Linked DNA regions of Homo sapiens: all the other regions are linked to region 1. A link is a loop called in an ENCODE intact Hi-C map of the cell type or tissue named here. Cell type or tissue: GM12878. All regions are shown on one strand.

Region 1 (2,500 bases):
CAACTGCTCAGAAAAGAAGAAAGCAAATATAAAAGAAATATGACCATTTTGTTATTTTGCTCTTACATGGAATTGAAATTAAGCTATATGGAAAATTCACTAAATTCTACCGATCTATCTTTTTAAAAGGGAAATGTTAAGCAGTTCTGAAAGAGTGCACCCAGCTTCCTTTCCAAAGGATACTGCTAATGGAGTTGAACACACCCTTCCTGTCACCCCAGGTGCTAAATATGTGGAAGTTGGGAATATCTAAATGCTTGGAGATCCTGAAGATACTCCCTGAGGTGGCTATAAAAAGACTACGCTTGGCTTCTGAGAATGTAGTGGCAGACACTTTCACTTTATTTTATTTTACTTTATTTTATCATGGGAGGAAGTTTTATTGAGTCACCATCCCCCTACACCTCAACTTCTCTTTTTTAAAAATATGTGTAAGTTTTTTCTACTTCTGTCTCTCAGGAACAGGTTTTTGGTGGTTCAGAAATTTCTCCCACTTTTACCTGACTGTGGGCAACCTCAGCAACAGAGGCTCCTGGAAATATCCTCCACCTATTTTTCTCAGATGTGAGAACGGTTGACTGGAGTTATGAGGGGGAAGTGGCTGGTGCAGAAAGTTGCCAAAAGGGTGATGGAAAGTTCTTTACTGATGAAAAAAGAAAAGAATAATAATTCATATTTATCTTTTGACCAAGACAAGATAGGAACAGAGGTGCCTTTGCTTGCTTTCACCTCAAGCAGGAAGTGAGAGTCCTATTAGCCTCTGGGTTCTGGGAAGTCAACGATTTGGGGTTATTTTTCTTCCCGCCCATTTCTTTACCTTACTCATAGGTTTAATATTGACCTCTGTCTTTATCACTGAATCTGTTTTTCAAATTGAGCAATTCTCAATTTGTCAGATGATTTATTTTTTACATATACATGAATGTTTTGTTGAAACAAGACTTTCAGCGGTATCAGTCATGGGGGAGCTTAGCTGTGAACCCGGAGGTGAGAGTAAAGTCTTAGAACAAAGAGGAATTCGAAATTACGGAACATTTTTAACTTCTTTACTCAGTGGTAAAGAATGGAACATCTTTTACGTCAAACTACTGAAGTTGTGGGCAAAATTACAAGCGATGATTATGCAGGATAGGTTAGTTTTTGGCCATTTTAGGCTTTTCTTGATTTTATGGAGTAGTCTGAAAGGAGTGAGCTGGTGAGAGAATTTACTAGGTGCTGAAGCAATGAGAACTGACAGCTGATATACAGGGGAAGAGCTCCGTTTCAGTCACATTGAATTTGAGGTGCCTTTAAGAGGAGGTAATCAGGAAGAATTTGCAACAGTTCTTTAAACCCCGGTGGATATCAGAGCTAATCATGTATCCGTGGGAGTTGTCAGGGTAAATCTGATGACTGATGCCAAGAACCTCACATAAGGAGGTCAGGTGGCATGAGAAGAGATGATGAGTGAGAACACAAGCTGAGAAAGAACAGTATTTAGAGGATGGACTGAAGGACAAGTGGGGGAGTTTGAAAATGCGGAGCTGTAGAGGTAAAGGACACTGAGTATATCTGCTCTGGTCCTTTGGGGACTTTCCACAGCACTAGCTTCACCTTGGTTGCTTGCCAACTGCTGAGACAGTAAGTCCAGATTTTAGTATTTGACCCACGCTGCCTTCTCCAGATCATGCTCCTTGATATTACCTCTGAATTTGCTGAAAGAAAAACATTTCCACTCAAATATCACTTGAACATGATTTATGAGTAAAATGAATAATATTTTACTATAAAACATACAGAGGTGAGTCTCATAACGATATTCAGGGTGGCCCCAAGCTATCTTCTTTTTTTTTATTTTTAAAGTTTTCAAAATATTTTCAGGCCAAGTGTGGTGGCTCATGCCTGTAATCCCAACACTTTGGGAGACTGAGGCAAGAAGATCACTTCAACTCAGGAATTTGAGACCAGTCTGGGCAACATAGCGAGACTTCATCTCCACTTAAAAAAAAAAAAAAAAAAAAAAAACTCAAATGTGGTGGCGCACGCCTTTGGTCCCAGCTACTTGGGAGCGCTGAGGTGGGAAATCTCTTGAGCCTGGGAAATAACGGCTACAGTGAGCTTTGATCGTGCCATTGCACTCTAGCCTGGGTGGCACAGTGAGACCCTGTTTCAAAAAAAGTGAATATATTTAAGGTATACAGCAGGATGTTTTAATATAGAGAGTTAAATGACTGCTATCGTTAGCTAATTAACATACCCATCTTCTCAGGTAGTTACCTTGTGTATGTGTGTGGTGAGAATACTTGAGATATACTCTCCTATCAAATTTCATGTATATAATATAGTATTACTAACTATGGTCACTATGCTATACATTAGATCTCTAGAATGTATTCACCCTACATACCTAAAATTTTATACACTTTGACCAGCACCTTCCCTTTCTTCTCTCCCAGCCCCTTCCCCTAATAACCACCATTCTACTCTCTGCTACTGTGAATTCAGCTGTTTGAGATTCCAC
Region 2 (2,500 bases), 98 kb before region 1:
CATACATAATTTGTACTTGCTCATCCCCATACTTGTGTTTTTACGTCCTTTCCTCTTAGAGTCTTTTCTCCTGTCTTATTGATTTGCTACCCACCTCCCTTCCTCTTTAAAACATTGTTTTTAAAGGCTGCATAATACTCTGTTGTACTAATATTCTATAATTTTTTTAACTGTTTTTCTTTTGGGAGGAAATTTTATTCCCAACCATTTAATACTTTAATATTTCAGAGAATACCCTTGGGACGTGTAAATTTTAATGCAAATTTATTTTTTTAGGAAAAAATTCCTGTAAGGGAATTTTGGGATAGAAAAGTATGTGTTGTTTTAAGGTTGAACCAAATCGTACACTCCAAGAGATAGTATCAAATTAAGAAAAATTTACTAATTACATTCCATCATCAATCTGGGGATGTGACTATATCTTTGCATTTTTGCTTAAAAAATATTATTGTCAATTTCATAGGCAAAAGTGTGGTTGGTAATTAAAGTTATATGTTGGGATCATGGTTATGTATAGGAGAAGCACTTGTATTTGCAGATTTTCTACTTAGGGTGTCCTTTACGTATTCATTTGTTTTGTCTTACATTTTTCAGTCATCTTTTAGTTTGTTCTTTTTACTTCTTTCTATTGAAATATTGTTTTAAAATGTATTCCTATTAAATAATACTGGCAGATTTTAAAAGTCAATTATATATGTGGCACATCTTAAGTATAGCATGTGAGGCCTTATCTTTTGATGTCTTACTGTGGTAGTTAGGGATTTTAGTGCTGTCTTGTCTCACTTTAACCTTTTTCACCTTCCTGCATCCTCCCAATATATTTTATCACAATTTTGGATTATATACACATTAGTGTTGTATTATTTTTGACTGTATATTGTTTACTGTTTAGCTAAGTAATATACTGTGATTATATTTGCCTTCCTGTTCTATGCTATTATTGATTTCTTTTCTACCATCTTCCTGTTTATTAGCATCTGGGTTTAGCTGTCACTTAGGTTCATCGGAGACAGAGTTTGTGTTTCTGGCTCCTGCTTTTCTTGTTTTGGTGTGGTTTTCTGGAAGAGAAGGGTAGTTGCAGAAAGCTAGATATTCTGCCGTCACAGAAACAGAAGTGTCTTGCCTGTATTTAAGACCCGATTTAGATGCCACATCTCCATGAACTCTTTTGCAGCACCTGTGTTACTGAGCAATATATTATGCTTGATTTTGCCATGTTATAAAATATATTTCCTCCTAGTAGGAAAAAGAATGTCTTTAAAGATAGGACTATTATTTGTCTTTGAAACTACCAGAGCTTCCCAGTACAGTACCATGCACTTAGTACATATTTGAGATGTACTAATTTAACAATTAACTACCACTTAAAATTTTTTTGGTAATGTTTTAGTGATTCTGGTAAGGCAGATACATTTTATGCGGGTTCGAGGGGGAATAAAAATGTGTGTTTGCGTAGAAGAAGGGGGAGGGGAAACAATGAGTTTTCCAGGATTATGGAACTAGTAGTGGTTTCTAGGCCATATTTCATTTTCCTGATCTTCCCTGCTAATGTCTTGTGCTAGAAACTATGCTGTTTATATCTCATCATCTCTCCTCAGGTATAGCAAACAAAAGGGAAAGGAAAGAACTCATCACAATTATAGGGCAGCAGCAGGAGGGTGGCAGAAGACTTCTGACTCATTAAAAGTGGCTTCCAGCCAGAATTCTCAGAAGTTTTTGTAGATGTTTTTGACTCATATAGGGAAATAAAATATCCAGCTGTGTTCAGCCTGACAATGAAGTTGGGGTCTATTTGTGCTATGTGTCACCTCCATTACATTAAGCACATAGTTTATGATTGTAAATATTTGAAATTTATATTCAGAGATAAATACGGATGCACTGAAGCTGGGGGAAGGAAATGAAGAATGAATGGGGTTAAGAGTTGGGCTTTATTGGGTGTAGGTAGTATGGTAGGGGGATTTTATTGAGGAATACTTCAGATTTCCTAGCTGTTAGATGGAGAGTAGCACCATAGTGCTGAGAAGCGGGTGCCCAACTCCAGGGGAATGTTGAATGGAAGGGCACAGGGTCAGGTACAGGGACTGGAAATAAAGATAAACAAGTTATGGGTAAGTAGACCAACGCAGTAAGAGTAGATTAAATCACCCCGAGGAAAAATCCGATAGAGCAAACTCAGTACTGTGAGAGGCAATCTCTTGTTAAAAAACGTCACTTTGATCTCATAGGATTACTGAAACCATATCTTTGCATGTCATTTTGAGGTTTTATAATGAATATTATATAAAACAGTTATATTTATGAGTAAACTTGGTTAATTTTTTCAGCTTTGCTTCAAACACTGGCTACAAATGATGAACCTCATAGACTTTTTTGATGGAGATGTTAAAAAGGCTTTCAAGATAGCATTCAGACTGGCATTGGGCATACTGTTGGGCCTGTTACCACCAGCAGTTAAAGCTTGCAGGGCTTCTAAACAGAAGCATGGCATGCAGTCAGC
Region 3 (2,500 bases), 61 kb before region 1:
GTTTTAAAGAATATCTTGACTAAAATTAAGCTCCTTGACCCCTGTTTACTCTGTATTAGAGTATAATAATTAAAAGTATGACCTGAAGCTTTATCTTTAATTGTATTTTCTGGCTTTTTCATACATTTTGCTTGTCTAATCGTATATGAGCTTTTTAATAGAAAAGGACAGTGAAAATTTTTCTTATTCCTTACATCCTTCAATTATATTAAAATTGAATAATATTCAGTTATAGTCCGTCTCACAAAATTGCTATGAAAGTATATTTTACTCTTGAGTAAAGCAAATTGTACAGAAGTTAATTCTGTAAAATTACATTTTGAATAAGGAGTTGCATGAGTACCACATAAGTTCTTTGCAGTGTTTTCCCCTCACTACTTTTCACTGCTTCTTTGTAAATAACCAAATAATTCTATAGACCTACATATGTTCCAGAGTACATGTTATTGAGCTAAGACACTCAATATTGAGCCACTGAGTAGCTGTTCAGCACTTGAAATGTGGCTAGTCCAAATTGAGATGTGCTGTGTGAAGTACACATTGGATTTTTGGATTTTGAAGACTTGGCTTGAAAAAAGAATGTAAAATATCTCATCTTTTATTATTGATTTCATGTTGAAATGATTAGTTTTTTCAGTAGCCGCATTACAAAAGTAAAAAGAAACAGGTAAAATTAACTTTAGAAATGTATTTTATTTAATCTACTGTAGCCAAAAATTTAAGTTCTGTATGTGGCTCACATTATATTTCTATTGGATTACACTGCTGTGTACAGTATGTTTAAAGAGAATGGTGACATGAATTGTGTTATGAGTAATGAGAAAAAATCATTTTAAACTCACCATTATCTGGCCAGGTAATACTAACTTTTTATTTAAAGAATTTACAGTGTTGCCATTCATTGAAGATACAGGTTATATGATTTTTACTATAGATTTTATATATGTTTTGGAGGATCTGTGAAGTAATTAACATTTTGATTACTGAAGCCAGTTATGTAGGCTTTACAAAGGTAGATTTTATTTGAAGCAATTAAGGATATGATTTTAATCTGTTTTAAAGTTTCCAGAACGTCCACTAACTAAAATATAAAGGCTCTGTAATCTATAAAACTCTACAGAGCTATACATCTTCATGTCCTTCCTTTTTATTTTTCTTTTTTCTACTAGCAGTTATAGAAACCAGATTCATTGCAGTGTAAGAAAACAAGACAGAGCATTTTCTTTTGGTAACTTGATTCTGTAATTAGAACTATGCTTTCAGTAGTATTCATTAATTAAAAGTATATTATGAATAAGAAATCGGTTAAGAAAATCATACCTGTGGTGTAATATTTTAGGAATATTTAGAAACATTTAGAAAATCAGAAGCTGCCTTTTTTGGAAAAGTTTTGCATTCCAGTGTAAGATTCCTGAATATAATCAATTCATTGATACCTATAACTTCAAACCTGGTCAAAGCAAACCTACTTATGATAGAGAATATTTAACTGTAATTTGTGACTTGTGCTGTTTGACCCATCAATTCCTACCTGACCCAAAGGCAATCTGAAATGAGACAGCTGCATCACTCATCTGTACCATGTTCAAAATTTCCTGTCAAATTAATGGAAAAACAGGTTATAAATGCAACTAATACATAATATGTCCTCAGTATGTCTTCACTGTGTGAAAGATTTAAAATTTAGCAACAGTAAAGGAACTTGAAGTTTACAACTCTCAGGGGTAAGATTTTAAAAATACATGTTAATGTTATTTACTGGCTTAAGATACTTGGAAGATCTATTCCAATAAGTTGCATCACCATTTTTGTTTTCAGTTTCAGAATGGAGTTTTAAATGAAACATATCCAGCTGAATTAAATAACATAAATAACACTCAGACTACCACACATCTTCAGCCACTTCATCATCCGTCAGAAGCCAGACCTTTTCCTGATTTGACATCCAGTGGATTCCTGTAATTCCAAGCCCAATTTTGACCCTGGTTTTTGGATTAAATTAGTTTGTGAAGGATTATGGAAAAATAAAACTGTCACTGTTGGACGTCAGCAAGTTCACATGGAGGCATTGATGCATGCTATTCACAATTATTCCAAACCAAATTTTAATTTTTGCTTTTAGAAAAGGGAGTTTAAAAATGGTATCAAAATTACATATACTACAGTCAAGATAGAAAGGGTGCTGCCACGGAGTGGTGAGGTACCGTCTACATTTCACATTATTCTGGGCACCACAAAATATACAAAACTTTATCAGGGAAACTAAGATTCTTTTAAATTAGAAAATATTCTCTATTTGAATTATTTCTGTCACAGTAAAAATAAAATACTTTGAGTTTTGAGCTACTGGATTCTTATTAGTTCCCCAAATACAAAGTTAGAGAACTAAACTAGTTTTTCCTATCATGTTAACCTCTGCTTTTATCTCAGATGTTAAAATAAATGGTTTGGTGCTTTTTATAAAAAGATAATCTCAGTGCTTTCCTCCTTCACTGTTTCA

What was found. A loop is a pair of places that touch in the nucleus more often than their neighbours do. Peaks named below come from ENCODE experiments on the same cell type or tissue, not always from the same donor. Only the 100,000 strongest peaks of a DNase experiment are listed, where the experiment ranks them.
Region 2: it touches region 1 in a loop (3-fold over the local background); 3 of 110 quality-filtered maps call a loop at or near these places.
Region 3: a loop joins it to region 1, with 1.9 times the contacts of the local background. A loop is called at or near these places in 3 of 110 quality-filtered maps.

The regions. Positions count from the first base shown.
Region 1 is chr7:17,401,614-17,404,113 of GRCh38, forward strand. The region is part of intron 1 of LINC02888 (long intergenic non-protein coding RNA 2888); the gene reads left to right. Among named protein-coding and RNA genes, the nearest start is that of LINC02888, 28 kb to the left of the region's middle. In GM12878, no CTCF peak of the experiment used is centred here; DNase peaks (open chromatin) are centred at 828 and 1,438; H3K4me3 peaks cover 1,107 bases; H3K27ac peaks cover 1,867 bases.
Region 2 is chr7:17,303,473-17,305,972 of GRCh38, forward strand. The region is part of intron 1 of AHR (aryl hydrocarbon receptor); the gene reads left to right. Among named protein-coding and RNA genes, the nearest start is that of AHR, 6.1 kb to the left of the region's middle. In GM12878, no CTCF peak of the experiment used is centred here; no DNase peak of the experiment used is centred here; H3K4me3 peaks cover 449 bases.
Region 3 is chr7:17,341,103-17,343,602 of GRCh38, forward strand. It overlaps AHR (aryl hydrocarbon receptor), which reads left to right. Exons shown (of 11, transcript NM_001621.5): 11 at 1,819-2,500. The coding sequence ends at 1,962. Among named protein-coding and RNA genes, the nearest start is that of LINC02888, 33 kb to the right of the region's middle. In GM12878, no CTCF peak of the experiment used is centred here; no DNase peak of the experiment used is centred here.